2 separate regions of the Mus musculus genome follow, and region 2 is linked to region 1. A link is a loop called in an ENCODE intact Hi-C map of the cell type or tissue named here. Cell type or tissue: heart. All regions are shown on one strand.

Region 1 (8,000 bases):
CTGAGCACTAAGCCATTTAAACACCTTCCTGCCAGCCTGTTCATAGATAGAATCAGCCTGGTACATTCTCCTGTACCTGCATTAGTTACTAAAGAAGGGCAAATGAGCACGCAGGCTTCCTGCCCCAGTGAGAGCCTCAGTGTGTCATGGCAGGAGTGATGGGTGGGTCGGCTGCATGCTGCTGTGCACTGTGCTGTGCACTGTGCTGCCCTGTGTGTCACCGATGCTGAATTAGTGACTGAGGTCCAGACAGCAGCAGTCTCTCTATTTAGGGCCCTGCCCTTAATTTGGGTATGATTGGTAATAATAGTTTTTTTTTCCCTTTCTTTCTTTTTTGGTTTTTTGAGACAGGGTTTCTCTGTGTAGCCCCGGCTGTCCTGGAACTCACTCTGTAGACCAGGCTGGCCTCGAATTCAGAAATCCACTTGCCTCTGCCTCCCGAGTGCTGAGATTAAAGGCGTGCGCCATCACACCTGGCTCAATAGTTTCTTGGTTTTTTTTTTAATCTGTGAACTTTGTGAGCCTCAATTTTGTATCATGTTTTCTGAGGCTTTTCAAGGATTGATTTGGGAAGTAGAGGGCAGAATTAACCATATGGTACTCCTCATAAATGATTGATTTTATATTCATGAAATAAAAAGTTTTCCTATAAAAAGCTCAAATTTAGTCAGATCACCTATGAAAGCAAGTGCTTTGATGTTTGCTTGTGGCTCGTCTCGGGAGATTACTAAGTTAGGGTCTCTGGACTGAATGTGGGACTGACTGCTCACTTTGTAATTGCTAGTTCTCAGAAAACCATTGTTAAAGTCAGTGCAAACCATGTGAAACCATATTCTTTCAGTATGAGCACTTCACCCAGTACTACACTCAAACTTTGGCTCTGTGTGTGTGTGTGTGTGTGTGTGTGTTATAAGTGAAATGCAATAAATTGCACATATTAAAAAAAGAACAGTTTGCCATATGTTGGAATGTGTGCTCTTGTGAAACCAATGACACCAAGCAATCCCCAAGATTTTCTTTGTTCCTCTTTACCCCCATTTCTGTTATCTCCTCCTTGGCTATCTGCCCTGAGCAAACACTGGCCCACTTTTGCCTAAAATTGACTCTATTACATAATGTATAATGAATGGACTCATATGCCATTGTCTTGCTCAGCAGAATATGTGGGGATTCATCCACTTGTGTGCCACTGGTCCCTCCCTTTTTCTTGCTGGGTACCGTTCGATTGTGCATGTATACCATCAGCTTGCCCATCCATTCACCCACTCCTGGGCATTTGATTTTTTTTTTCTTTTCTTTTGGACATTTGTGTCAAGGTCTTAGAATGGTATATACCTGGATTTTTTTTTCTTGAGTAAATACATGGAAAAGAATAGCTGTAATCATTTTCTCAAGAGGCTGCAAACTCTTGAGGAGTTTCCAAAGTGATTGTACAGTTCCGCCTTCCACCAGCATGTGTTTTGGGCCTTGTTATGATTCCTAATACTTAATGGTGTTTGTCTTCGTCAGGGTTCCATTTCCCTTGATGAAACACTATGACCAAAAAGTAAGATGGAGAGGAAAGGTTACTCGGCTTACACTTTCGTCATTGAAGGAAGTCAGGACAGGAACTCACACAGGGCAGGAACCTGGACACAGGAGCTGATGCGGAGGCCATGGAGGGAGTTGCTTACTGACTTGTTCCCCATGGCTTGCTCAGACTGCTTTCTTAAAGAACCCTGAATCACCAGCCCAGAAATGGAACCACCCACAAAGGCCTGAGCCCTCTCTCTTCAGTCAATAATTAAGAGCACGCCCTACAGCCCTAAAGCCTGGGCGCTTTTTCTTTACTGAGACTACCTTCTCTCAGATGACTTTGTTCTGTATCAAGTTGGCATAAAACCATCCAGCACAGTGTGAACATTATTTTCACGTCCTTATTTGCCATCTATGTAACTTGTCTGAGGCATGTCTGCTTCCTATCAGCTGCCTGTCTTCACATTGCTTACTTGTGAGTCTCAGCTGTCCTCTTGAGCTGCACAGAAAGGCTCAGCACTCTCTCCTGTTAGCCTGATGTCCTCTTTCTTAACATGCATGACTTGATAACCTTGAAGATGATGACATTCCTGCATAGTGAAAGCTTGCATTACTCACACTCTGCTACTGAAATATACTAGTCAGCTCATTCGCTCCTTAACAGGTTAGTAAAGACCTACTGGGTGCTCTGGGTGAGTTCTGTTCTCACAGATACTGCAGTAGCGAGTTGGATACATAAGCAAGTGAGTGCAATACAATTTCTGATGTTGTGATCTCCTTATGTCACACTTTCTACCTGAAAAGATTTACAGTTAGTTATCTTTTCATGAACTGTTTCTGTCCTTTTAAGGACTGGAAGATTATTTGCTTTTAAAAATAAATGAGAGTAGGGCATGGTGGCATACACATTCAATCCCAGCTTGGGAGGTAGAGGTAGCTAGATCCCTGGAGCTAGGGCCAAGCCTGGTCTACATAATGAGCTTTAGGTCAGCCAAAACTACATAGAGAGACCCAGTCTCAGGGAGGAGAGATAGAAAAACCCTTTGTCCTTGTCTCATGGAGGATGGATGTAGATCACAACTATCCACTCCACACATCTTTAATAACTGCAGTGACTGCTGGGCAAAGAGTGACTTGGTTGGATGAGGGAAGAAGTTACGGAAGGGATCTGAGGGTAGTGCTGGACTGAGATCTGAAAGGTGACTAGAATTTCATAAGCCTGGATAAGAGACAGGAGAGAAGTTAGACCCCCACAGAGAGAACAAGCTTTGCTGGGCTTAAGGGTGGGTGGTAGGACATTTTCCAGAACAAAACAGAAGATTAGTGTAGCACCTGACGAGTGGCAGAGGAGAGTGTGTGGTCAGGGCTACAGGGAGTGGCCCCCTTCCTTCTCCCCAGCTTCTCTCACTGGTTCAGTGATTTGACATGGGCTCTCTCTTCTGGCAGTTTGAACATTCTACATTTGCTGGGAAGTAGACCAAAATTTTAGCTCTTTTTCACAATTTACTAATTTATTAAAAATATTGCATGCAGCCCTGTGGAAGTTGTATTCAGCACATTTGTATCCTAGAACACCTGAGATCCAAGTCTACTCAAGGCTCTTTCTGAGGTGGAGGAAGCCCTGTATGTCCCAGAGTGTACGCACTTGAGGGTAACAGACTTGGAACAGGATGAGGGGAGCACTGGCAAGCTTTGTGCATCCTCGGTCGTCTGCCCAGTGTGTTGCTGTGGTAGAAATCGACATGGATGAGTTCAAAAGACCTGTGGTCATTAATGCTGTATGGCTCACTCAGCTTGATACAACACAGCTTTCAACCTTATTATTCTTATTGTTAGTAGCCACTATAAATATAACTGTACAGTTAACATTAATGTTATCTAGGGCACAATATTGAAAGTAGCACTTAATTTAATTTGAATACCTTTCGGAGTAGCTGGCGCGCTGCATGTGGTGCAGAGTATCCTTGCAAACGTCAGTTCTCAGGCCCACTAGATCACACAGATGGCCCCTTGCTGCCATCTCCCTACAGCCAACACCTAGATAAATCAATTGTGCAGTTGTTGAACGAAGGGCACCTTCTTCTTCAGAAGACCATGAGGCAAAGAAAGGCACCAGAGAGGTGGTTTGTATCTTAAGCAGTGATGGCAGTCTGACCATGCACACTACACTGAGAACTCTTTAGCAGCAGAGCATGGGAAGGCACGGGTAGGCAGCAGGTGGCATCCTGTCTCTGATGCCAGCAATGCCAGGAAACCGGAAGCAAGGCTGAAAGTCAGATTCAACACACAGGGGTCCAATAGCACGGCCTGGAGAAGGCCGGGAGCATAAGGAGAGCACGGTCACGGCTGTGGCTGGCTGGCTGAATGGCCCAGGACCTGAGGCACAGTTCTTGTTCCGTGGCTCTTTAGAGATGCTGAGACCGAAAGGTCAGAAATATTTACCAGCTGACATCTGATCTTCTGGAGCCTGGTCTATGGAGGACTTGGCGAGCTGGGCCAGATGGGACCATGCTGCTGAAGTCCTTAACAGAAAACAGAAAACAGAAAATGACTTGTTAGAATAGAGTTTTCAGGGATTGTCTCTTTCTTAAATAATGTATCTATCTTTTGCCAGCAGGTGTCGCCCTCACTTAAGAAAAACATGAAATGCCTATTAGGCAGTGAAACTAAGACTTTTAGCTTGCTGAAAGCTTTTTAAAAAGGTTAACTGTTCCTTTGAAATGTGGCCCTAGATGCATTTGTCTGAAGAAGAGGATGGCAGAGTGGTCTTGATACCCTATGTCTTTGGACAGGAATAGAATCAGAAATTTAGATCTGAAAACAGAAAACCAAAAAATACTGGCTTAATCAGAAGTTTTCTCAGCACACTATATCTCGCAGCTCCCCCTGCTCAGGGTTGTTGGCTGGCTACCTCACTGCTTGCTTGTCCAGCCATCTCCTTTCTCGGAGTCCTAAAGGACCAGCTCAAAGTGTTCGCAGTTCTGGCAGCTGGAAGCAGGCTGTGAAAAGAAACATGTAGACCAAAAACTGAGCGTGTTCATGCTACTCTCCAGGCTTCCCAATCTCTGTTACTGTGATATATAATAAGTTATGTTTCTCCATTTGGGTAGCTGAGAACTGAACCCTGGTCCTCTGGAAGAATAGCCAGTGCTCTTAACCCCTGAGCTACCTATCTATCTAGCCCCAAGAAAACAAAATCTTATTTTTTTTAAGATTTATTTATTTATTATATGTGAGTACACTGTAGCTGTCTTCAGACACTCCAGAAGAGGGCATCAGATCTCATGACAGATGGTTGTGAGCCACTATGTGGTTGCTAGGATTTGAACTCAGGACCTTTGGAATAGCAGTCAGTACTCTTAACCACTGAGCCATCTCTCCAGCCCAAGAAAATAAATTCTTAAATGTAATATATTTCTGAGAAACTTGTTCAAACTTTTCTTGTTGGAGAGCACACTTCCATTTCCTGGAAAAGTCCTGTCCAGCAGAAACATCATGCAATGCAAAGGGCTGAGTGCGTACCTCAGTGATAGAGTGTGTAGGTTTAGCGCGTGTGAGGAGACCCTGGATGTGATCCTCAGGAGGGAGAGAAGACAAGGGGGGGGGGAGAGAGGGGGGGGGGAGAGAGGCAGAGGGAGAGGGAGAGGGAGGAGAGAAGAAATTGCATTTAGCTCACAATGATGACATGTGCCTATAGCTATACAGGTGGTTGAAGCAGAGGATCACTTGAGCCCAGGTGTGTAAAGCCAGCCTGAGCTCCATGTTTTGTTTTGTTTGAGACGTGGTCTCGTGTAGTTTGGGCTAGCCTTAAACTTGCTGTGTAGCTGAGATTACTTTGAACTCCTTATCATGCTGCCTGTACTGTCCAGTGGCTGAGATGGCTGGTCACAAGGGGACTCTCTCTGTCTTAGACTCACAGCACATCTCCGTAGCCTCACATGGTTACAATTTTTATTTTCCCAGTTGTTGATTCAGTTGGGTAAGAAATCATGGGTTGTGCTTCATTGCTGTCTACAGAAAGAAACACTTGGCTCATCCCCAGGGACTTATTGCTCCACTCTTGGATATCTTCATTTGGAAGGGAAATGACTTCCAAGTGGCCCTTCCCAGCTGACAACTGAAGATAAAGCCTGGACTCAGGGCAGCACTGGGCAGCACTGGGGTTTATTTGTTTCCAAGACAAGGCTATATGGGTGCCACTCTTGAATAGCCCAGAGCATGACTGAGAACAAAAATTTGGAGCCCGTTGGTGTGAAGGACCCAGAGAGTAAGGGGTAGGCAGCTGCTCCTGACCATCCTGCTGAGTGTGGCTCTCTTGTACTTGGAGCTCTCTGCTGGGATGGAGAGGAGGGGCTGATGCTCTCTGAGCACGTGCCTTCCTCTGTTAAAAATATCACCTCCCCTTTTCATTCTGTGACGATGAACAAGATCTTCACAGCAAAGAACGTGGTTGGGGATGGGATTCATATTTGTTCAAAATCATCTGCATTCTTTGAGGGAGTATGTGCAGAAGACCTGAGGATACAGGGCTGCTGTCTTTTCCTAGGGGACTTGTGTGTCCAGTAGTCTAAGAATACAAATAGTTTCTGTTCTGTGCCAGTAAACAGCAAACTTCTCCTGTAAAGGACTGGATGGTGACTGTTACAGAGTTAGGAGCCCATAACTGGTCTCTGCCATTTGTTTTCTCCCTCCCATCCTTTAAAATTGTGAGAAGCAATTTTCTGAGTTTCTGCCAGTCTTTACTCTCTCCTGGAGCAGTTATCGAGGAAAAAGGGAGGTTTCAGGGATATCACACACGCCTAATATGCCAGACAAGCAACATGGGACAAGGAACTGAATATTCTGTATTCATATGTCTTAGACTTTGGGGACTTAGATGGCAAGGAAAGCAGCGGACTCACAGCATCAGCTTACTTAATAGGAATTACTTTTTCTATACCAGGCTTAGCAACAACAACAACAAATAGCCCTGAACTTGTCCTTTTGTCTAGTTAGTTAGTTAGTTAGTTAGTTGATAGTACATAGGACAGGAGGGTGTACATTCCACAGCCACACGTGGAGGTCAGAAAACAGTGGTGTGGGATCAATTCTCTCCTGCCACCTTTACATTGGATGCCAGAAATTGAACTCAAGTCTCCAGGATTATAAGGCAAATACCTGTATGTGATGAGCTGTCTTCCTGTCTCTTTCAATCTTTTGTAAAAAATACTGGTGGTGTAGTAGGATAGACCTGGACTGGCTTCTCGTGCTGATCTGTGACTGTGTTGTCACTGGCTTAGTCATCTTTGTGGCTTGGGCAGTAGGGAGGCAAGAGTGACCCTCAGAGGTAACCACAGGAGAGAGGTCTTTGGCCTGAAGACTAGAAGTAAGAACATGGGGCCATACTGTGGCATTGGATTTAAGAACCAGGAAGTCATTACAGTGTGCCTTTATGGGCACACACAAACAGAAGAGGAAGATAGGGAGGAGTGGGAAATAAGGAGCAGGAAGAGGCAGCTGACACAGTCTGAGACATCTGGCTTTTACAGAGGAGGGAACTTAGAAGGAGCTGGGAGAACGGGCTGGGGACTTATCCAAGGCTGTTGAAGAAGGGAGCATTTCTCCTCCCTCCGTAGCAACATGAGTGACTGAGATTCTTTTCTCTTGAAAGAATGGTATCTGCAGTATTGAAGCAAGAAAAGATGTAAACATCTATAAACAAGTTAATCTAATACCCAACCTTTAGGTCTTCATGGGTGGAAAATCATGGCCCATGAAGACACCATCCATCTTTCTTCTTTCCCTGAGACCTGCCACCTGGTATACATGTGCCACTAGAAAAGAAGAAAGCAAAACACACAAATAAAAACAGTGCCTCTATGCGATGTCAGCATTTGGGAAATGTGTCACACTATGAGAGACTATAGTCTTAATTCTTAGATGAGTGTTAACAGATGTGTAACACAAAGAATAGTGTGTTGAAGCCAGGCAGTGGTGGCGCACGCCTTTAATCCCAGCACTTGGAAGGCAGAGGCAGGCGGATTTCTGAGTTCGAGGCCAGCCTGGTCTATACTATAGAGTGAGTTCCAGGACAGCCAGGGATACACAGAAAAACCCTGTCTCAAAAAACAAAAACAAAAAAAAATAGTGTGTTGATTGCATTTCTGTTGTGGCAGAAACTTGGGAAGGCTTTGCCTAGTTGCTTTTATTTTTTCTTCAGAGTAAAGTCAAATTTATTTTCTGGGAATGAGAGGCTAAGGTAGGGTAGTAACGCAGTAGAGGCTTGGAAGTGAAAGGTGTTTGGATGGGTTGTTGACACCGGAACACATAGGGTTAGCAGGACTTTGCTCTAGAAAGGGCCCCCGGAGAGTCTTAGGCAGAGTCACTGCAGAGAGAGGATTCAGTGGCTTTCTCGATAGGCACGGGTGGTAGACAGAACCTAGTATACAATAGAGCCCATGCTAGAAGACCACATTGGGCTAATAAAGGAAAGGAGAAAGCTTATA
Region 2 (8,000 bases), 77 kb after region 1:
GCCTGGTGCCACCCGCGCCTCTCACCTGTGCCCGTGACCCTCCAGGTCGGGAAGTGCACGCAGAGGCAGAGGAAACTGTGAGGAAGGAAGGCGGGAGTGGGTGGAGGGGAGGAGACGCGGTGGGCCCCCACCCCCGGGGTTCCTGTCACGTGACCCCCACCCCACTCCCTCACCACCCTGCCTGGTGTGTCAAGAGCTGGTCTTAGGAGGGGGCTCTTCGGGGAGCTTGGTCCCTTGCCTCTTTGTGAGCTGCTTGCCTTGTGACAATAAGGACGGTGAGAGGGGGAAGAAGGCCAGGGCTATTGCTTCCTTCCGGATGGTTTGGGGGGGGGGGTGTCTTTTCTTTTCTCATGATTGGGGATGTAGCCACGCCTTCTATTCTGGGTCCCTTGAGAAGACCAGAGCAGACCCAGCCTGGACAAAACACACAGAATGGGGCGGGCAGTGACGGTGCTCGCCTTTAATCCCAGCACTTGGGAGTCAGAGACAAGCAGATTTCTGAGTTCAAGGCCAGCCTGGTCTACAGAGTGAATTCTAGGACAGCCAGGGCTACACAGAGAAACCCTGTCTCAAAAAAACAAAACAAACACACACAGAGAGAACGGAGCCCTAGTACATCCAGAGCTGGGGTGTTGCAGGAAGCTAAATTCTAGGAGCTGTCGGGGGTTCGGGACAGGAGTGACCTCCCAAAAGCCAATCAGCACATGGGAAAAGATTGTGTTTTTCTAAAGCGTAAGGTAAGGTTTAGGACAGACAGCCTTTGCCCGCGGCTTCTCTCTCCTCATATCCTGGAGGCCTTTCACCGTGCTTGGCAGTTGAAGACTAAGGCCTTGGTCAGTGGGTCTGTTTGAGAGGTGGAGTGGGGCAGCCCCGGCTTCGACCACAGCAGGCTTCTTTTCACTGTGGACACTGGCAGGGCCAAGGTGGAGCTCCTGCGAGCAAGGATCTTGCCTGTCTGTCCCGCGCGCCCACTGGGATGTTTCGCCAGTGGTCGGTGCAGTCAGGACCAGCCCCACGAAGGCCTGAATCCCAGGCGGCCTCGGAGGAGCTGTGGGAGCAAGAAGTGGAGCGGCTATGCGCCTCCCGGACGCCTGTGCGGATGCTGCCTTACGCCATGGCAGACAAGCGCTTCATCCGGTGGGTGCCGCTCGGCTACTCTGGACGAGCTGCGCAGGGGTGGGGTGGGGGTGGGGGGCCTCCGGAGGATGCATCTGTCAGATGGATTACTCAAGGGCGCCCCCCTGTCACCACGGTCCTGCAGGGAACTGCGGGAGCCCGAGGGAGTGAAGACCACCTTCTGGCAGCGGTGGCATCGCCCGAGGCGGGTGGCGCGACAACACCTGAGGGAGGCAGAGCAACGGCTGGCCCGCGGCTTCGGTCTCTGGGAGGGAGCTCTCTACGAGATTGGGGGTAGGATCCCATGCCGACCCATATTTCCCACCTTCCTCATCAGCCCCTCCATCCTTGTACACCCCTCGGATTCCTCCTGTGCACACCTAGCTGGGTTACATACAGATCTCTGGAGGGCTGTGGGGGCGCGCGGAGCCCTAATTTTGCCCTGGGCTGGTCCATATTGCCACACATCACACAGCCCTGGGATTCTCAACGTGGCTGACTCTCCCTGTTTTCTCTCGTAGGCCTCTTCGGAACCGGGATCCAGTCCTACTTCACTTTCCTTCGCTTCCTGCTGCTGCTCAACCTGCTGACCATGCTGCTGACTGCCTGCTTTGTGCTGCTGCCCCTGGTCTGGCTCCGCCCCCCTGAGCTAGGCCCTGCCCTGAAACTGAGTGAGTGCTGGCCCTGCCTGGGCAAGCTGCATGGGCTAGCTTTGGACTCTCCTCCATAGGACCTTCTGCCCGGATGCCACCCAGCACAAACTCAGACATCCTCGGTATAGGGTCGAGACAGTGGAGTTGGGAGATAGAGTGTCACATATTTGGGGGACCCTGTCCTGATGCCATTCTCTTCCCACTTAGCAGGACTCCAGTGCTCCAGCAGCCCCCTGCCTCAGAGTGACATTCCAAGGTTTCACAACCCACTTTGGAATATTTTAACGGGCAGAGTAAGTGGGGTATCTTCTGGCAATGTTCTGGGACATCTGGGAGACTCCAGCCTGAAAGGACCCCTGCTCCCTCAAGAGAGATTTTTGGCTTTTAAGGGAGACTTTTCCCTAAGCCAGCCAGGCCAGATATAGGGACATGTCCCCATGACCCACAGAATCCAGCTTGGAGCAAGAGACAAATGGAGGAAGATGTCCAGGCCTGTTAGATAAGCACCTCCCACCAGGTGTGGTGACACACGACTTTAATCCCAGGATTTAGGAAGCAGAGGCAGGCAGGTCTCTGGGTTTAAGTTCAGCCTCATCTAGAGAGAGTTCTAGAACAGCCAAGGCTTCCTAGAGAAACCCTGTCTGGGGGCTGGGGGAGTACCTCCCAATTCCTGGAGGCCGCTGAGCCAGTAGCCTGAGTCCTGGGTCCAAATCCCTGCAGCCTTGGGCAAGTCACCTGGCTTCTTTGAGTGTGTGTAAAACAGGGATGCTCTTAGGCCAGGCAGCAGGAGGATTTCAAGTTCAAGGCTTGCCTGGGATAGGAAAGGAGATCTTGTCCTTCCAGGGCAAGCACTTCAGGGCCCTGCACTCAGCTTCATTCAGATGCCCTCACTGTCTCTCCAGGCCTTCAACAACACCTATCTCTTCTACGGTGCCTACCGAGCGGGGCCAGAGAGCAGCTCTGAATACAGCATCCGCCTGGCCTACCTCCTTAGCCCGATGGTCTGCCTGCTCCTCTGTTTCTGTGGGATACTGCAGAGGTGAGGGACGACCCCACATCCTCCAGGCCTCCATCCTTGGCCATCCTTCCCGGGCCACAGAGATCCTCAGTTGGCAGATAGATCACTGTGCAGTGAGACTCATCCTGGTTCCGCCTCCTGTATGGCGAGGGTGGAGGGACCCCCCCACCACCACAGAAATCCTTCCCCCTTCCACCAGGATGGCAGAAGGCCTACCCCAGCAGACACTCTTGGGTCAGCGCTACAGGACACCCCTCAGCGCCAAAGTGTTCTCATCCTGGGACTTCTGCATCCGGGTGTGGGAAGCCGCCACCATCAAGAAGCACGAAATCAGCAATGAACTGAAGGTGTGTGTGGCCAAGCGCACGAGTGTGGCTGGCGATGAAAGTGAGGGTGAGGGGCTGCGTGGGCGTGCACGCGTGTGCCCCGTGTGAGAACATGCAAATGTTCTAAGAATGTGTGAGCCAGACCTAGTGGCACATGTCTTTAATCATACCACTTGGGAAGCAGAGGCAGGAGGATGGCTGTGATTTCCAATTCAGCCAGGGGCTACACAGTGAGATCCTGCCTTAAAAAATAATAATAATAATGTGAGTGTGTCTAGGTATGATGTACATATCTGATCCCAGCACTGGGATCCAGGGCTGAGGCAGGAAGATCTTCCTGAGTTTGCTACTAACCTGGGCTACAATTGTGGAAGTGCCAGGCCAGCCAAGATTATGAGACAAGGCCCTGTCTCAGCGAGAGGTTGGCAAGATAGTTCTTCAGGTAAAGGGCCTTGCTCTGAGACTGCCGACTTAAAGTTCATCTCTGGATCCCACATGGGAGAAAGAACCAGCTCTTACAAGCTGTACTCTGATCTCCATGTGTGCACCATGACACTCACACACGCATGTGCACACACACACACACACATGCATGTACACACACACACATGCATGTACACACACAGTGTAAAAATAAAATTAAAAACCCAACCACAGGGGCTGGAGAGATGGCTCAGCAGTTAAGAGTACTGACTATGCCGGGCATGGAGGCTGGCACATGCCTTTAATCCCAGCAGGCAGAAGCAGGCAGATTTCTGAGTTCGGGGCCAGCCTGGTTTACAGAGTGAGTTCCAGGACAGCCAGGACTACACAGAGAAACCCTGTCTTGAAAAACAAACAAACAAACAAAAAAGAGTACTGACTGTTCTTCCAGAGGTCCTGAGTTCAATTTCCAGCATCCACATGGTGGCTCACAACCATCTGTGATGGGATCTGTGGAAGAGTATATCACATACATAAAATAAATAAATCTTTAAAATAAAAAAACAAACCGAACAACAAAAGGGGCGGACACACACCCATGTGTGTGTGGCTGGTGAGAGAGTGTATGATCAGGGGTGGCTAGTGATTGGATGAGGGTAAGTGTGGATGTGTGGATGTGGAGTGCTTCAGGGCCCCTCTCTGCTGCTGTCACGTCAGATGGAGCTGGAAGAGGGCCGCCGCGTGGAGCTGGCTCAACAACAGACCAGGGCCCAGAAGGCCTGCCGCCTGCTCACCTACCTTCGCACCAACATCCTCATTGTGCTCCTAGTGGTCGGAGCCATCAGCGCCATCTTCTGGGCCACCAAGTACTCACAGGACAACAAGGAGGTACAGGAGACTTGTAATCCTTTCTTTACCATTTGTTTGCTTTTCTGGTGTGAACGGTGGGAGGAGGTGAGTGCCCCCGCTTGGCAGATGAGAAAATGGAGGCTCAGGTCAAGGCCCTGCTTGGGAGAGCTGCATCTTCGGAACCCTGACCTTCCCTCCTACTCCCCACAGGAGTCCCTTTTTCTGGTGCTCCAGTACTTGCCTCCTGGAGTCATCTCCCTGGTCAACTTCCTGGGCCCCCAATTGTTCACAGTCCTGATCCAGCTGGAGAACTACCCTCCCGGCACTGAAGTCAACCTCACCCTGATCTGGTGAGCATACGGTGTGTGTGTGTGTGTGTGTGTGGCATTGTGGTTCCCGGGCCCTGAACTGGGACTCTCTATTCTTCACTACAGCCAAGGGATGGTGAGCAGTGCTTTTAGAACATTCAACCTTAGGGACCCAAATCTGAGGCTTCCCTGAAGAGAGCCATCAGCCTGCACCAAGCGGAGGGAGGGCCGTTCGGAGGGTTGGGATGCTCTTTGGCTTTGGGGAGTCAAACCAGCTGTGAACACTCACAAAAATCCCGCAGTTTGCTGGGGGGTTATGGAGGGTGTTGCTGTGGTGGCACACACCTTTAATCCCAGCACTTGAGAGGCAGAGGCACACAGACCTCTGTGAGTTCCAGGCCAGCCTGGTCTATAGAGTGAGTTCCAGGACAGCCAGGGCTATACAGAGGAACCCTGTCTCAAAAAAGAAAATGAAAAAAAAAATTAAAAATTCATCAGTTTGAGACACAACTCCTGCAAAGCGTGAGGGCTAAGCACCTGACCTTCAGCCTGGAAATGCTGGACCAGTTTCCTGCCTGTGTACCTCACCAGCTTCAGAAGTTTCTCCTCTCACCTCTCAGGGTCTTGCCTTCTCTCCTCCTCTGCATCCCTCATGGTCAATTCTGATTTGCTTTGAAACACACACAAGAAACAACTCGTGCCAGGCATGGTGGCGTAACTCTAGCACTTGAGATGCAGAGGCAGGGAGTCACAAGTTCAAAGCTAGCCTGGGCTACACAGCAAGATGCTGTCAAAACCATCAAAGTTAACATCTATCAAGAGGGCTTGGAGGGTATAAGCCCACGCCATGCAAGCTTGACAGCCTGAGCTTGGATCCCTGGAACACATGTACAAAGCCAGATGTGGTTAAAAAGCCAGATGTGGTAGCACACATCTGTAACCCCAGCACTCCTGTGTTGAGAAGGGAAACAGACAGGGACTCACCTGGGAGCACCCAGGCCAGCAACCCTGGAGCACACAGAACATCCTTAGAAAAGTGAGCTCTTGGGCCAGGTGGTGGTGGCACACGCCTTTAATCCCAGCACTTGGGAGGCAGAAGCAGGCAGATTTCTGAGTTTGAGGCCCGCCTGGTCTATAAAGTGAGTTCTAGGACAGCCAGGGCTATACAGAGAAACCCTGTCTTGGGAAAAGAAAAAAAAAAAAAAAGAAAGAAAGAAAAGAAAAGAAAAGTGAGCTCTTGCATCGACAGTTTGTTTGCTGTTTGTTTTTGAGACAGAGTCTCACTCCATAGGCTGGCCTTGAACTCACAGAGACCTGCCTGCCTCTGCCTCCCAGTGCTGGGAATGAAGATGTGTACCACTTGTCCCAGGCTTGCCTTTGTTTTTTGTTTTGGTTTTGTTTTAAGATTTATTTTGTTTATATGATTACACTGTAGCTGTCTTCTGACACACCAGAAGAGGTCATCAGATCCCATTACAGCCACCATCATATGGTTGCTGGGAATTGAACTCAGGACCTTTGGAAGAGCAGTCAGTGCCTTTAACTGAGCTGTCTCTCCTGCTTCCCTAAATGACAGTTCAAACAGCTGTAAGCCATCAAGTACTTGCTGGGATTTGAACCAGGATACTTTGAAACAGCAGTCGGTGCTCTTAACTGCTGAGCCACCTCTCCTGCACGCTGGTTTGGGTTTTTTTGTTTGTCTTTTAAGGTGCTCCAAAGGGCAGCCATCCCTGCCTCTCAGCCCCTGCTGAACTGGAGACCAAGCCTCGGTTACCAGCCCTTCTAGTCACACAAACACTGTACTGTCTAGGTTACAGGTATGCCACAGATTCAGGCCATCAGACTATGACACATTCAGAAACTACGTGTGGCATGTGTTTCTTTTCTTTTTCTTTTTTTTTTTTTTTTTTTTTTTTTTTTTGGTTTTTCGAGACAGGGTTTCTCTGTATAACCCTGGCTGTCCTGGAACTCACTTTAAAGACCAGGCTGGCTTCGAACTCAGAAATCCACCTGCCTCTGCCTCCCAAGTGCTGGGATTAAAGGCGTGCGCCACCACGCACGGCTAATGACGTGTGTTTCTGAAGCACACAGTGCTGAGCAGTGAACCTGGGAGTTAACTACTGGGGCTGGGCTGTAGCTCAGCCATACAGTGTGTCTTTAGCATGAAAGAAGACTGAGCTCAGATGCTAGCAGCCATGTAACTGGTATGGTGGTGTGTGCTTGTAACAATCCACTCCCACAGCAGTGTTGGGGGCAGGGAGACGGGTGTATCCCAAGAGTTCCTTGTTCTGTGTAACTTTAAATGCTGAGATTTGGGCTTAGTGAGAAACCCTGTCTCAAAATAAAAGTGGACAGTTGAAATGTGGCTTAGCAGTTATAAGCAGGCATAGCTCCTTCCAGAGGACCCAAATTACATTCCCAGCATCCACATCAGGCCGCTCCTCCAGGGAGGTTCGAGCCCTCTGGCCTTCACTGACAACCACATTTACAGGCACATACCCACACAGACATGTAATTCATAATTTTAAATATAAAAATAGCATTCAGGAGTCAAAGACAGGCAGGCAGAGTTTGAGGCCAACTTGGTTCACAGAAGGAATCCTGGGCCAGCCTGAGCTACATAGTGAGACATTGTCCCAAATAAATAACCAAAAATAATTTTTAAAAATGTAAGTAGAGCTGGGCGTAGTGGCTCACACCTTTAATCCCAGCACTCGGGAGGTAGAGGCAGGTGGATTTCTGAGTTTGAAGCCAGCCTGGTCTATAAAGTGAGTTCCAGGACAGCCAGGGCTATACAGAGAAACCCTGTACAAAACAAGCAAACAAACAAAAATGTAAATAGAGAGCAATAGAGACCTAAAGTCAACCTCTAGTCTCATATGTATGTCCAGGTGAGTGTACCCAACACACGTGCTTATGCCCCATACATGCATGCCCCCCCCACACACACACACACGGAAGGTGACCAGTGTAAGTTTGAGGTTAGCTTGGCTTACATAGTAAGTTCCTGGCCAGCCAGGGCTACATAGTAAATAAAAAGGGAGGAAGAAGGTGTTGTCTGAACTGAGGCTCTGAGGACTCAGGAAGGTGCGGAGTTTCTCTTGTGCGACGCGTTGGAATAAATCGTAAAGCTGGCAGCAAGGAGTATAGCTGGGTGGTGCAGTATTTCCCAAACTGGTTTAGAAACAGGACCCATTCCCTGAGACTCTGTAGAGTCAGGTTTGAGGAACGTGTTTTGAGAAACACTGGCGGGAGATAAAGCAAGCTGGACAGAGACTGAACTTTGAAATAGGGGCAGTGCCCAGGA

Evidence for each region. A loop is a pair of places that touch in the nucleus more often than their neighbours do. Peaks named below come from ENCODE experiments on the same cell type or tissue, not always from the same donor. Only the 100,000 strongest peaks of a DNase experiment are listed, where the experiment ranks them.
Region 2: it touches region 1 in a loop (6-fold over the local background); 19 of 42 quality-filtered maps call a loop at or near these places.

What each region holds. Positions count from the first base shown.
Region 1 is chr11:117,705,412-117,713,411 of GRCm38, forward strand. The region is part of intron 3 of Tnrc6c (trinucleotide repeat containing 6C); the gene reads left to right. Among named protein-coding and RNA genes, the nearest start is that of Tnrc6c, 55 kb to the left of the region's middle. In heart, a CTCF peak has its summit at 4,126 (motif pointing right); DNase peaks (open chromatin) are centred at 4,457 and 5,670; H3K27ac peaks cover 1,188 bases.
Region 2 is chr11:117,782,134-117,790,133 of GRCm38, forward strand. Tmc8 (transmembrane channel-like gene family 8) reads left to right here and starts at 164. Exons shown (of 16, transcript NM_181856.2): 1 at 164-275; 2 at 917-1,137; 3 at 1,262-1,410; 4 at 1,638-1,787; 5 at 1,980-2,062; 6 at 2,672-2,808; 7 at 2,987-3,134; 8 at 4,254-4,424; 9 at 4,596-4,735. The coding sequence starts at 977. It overlaps Gm11723 (a long non-coding RNA gene), which reads right to left and starts at 4,014. Exons shown (of 3, transcript XR_003949820.1): 1 at 3,977-4,014; 2 at 2,430-3,597; 3 at 522-1,340. It also overlaps a transcript of Tmc6 not described here. In heart, CTCF peaks have their summits at 1,266 and 4,398 (motif pointing left); DNase peaks (open chromatin) are centred at 108, 1,218, 1,768 and 4,388; H3K4me3 peaks cover 1,888 bases; H3K27ac peaks cover 1,913 bases; H3K27me3 peaks cover 1,072 bases.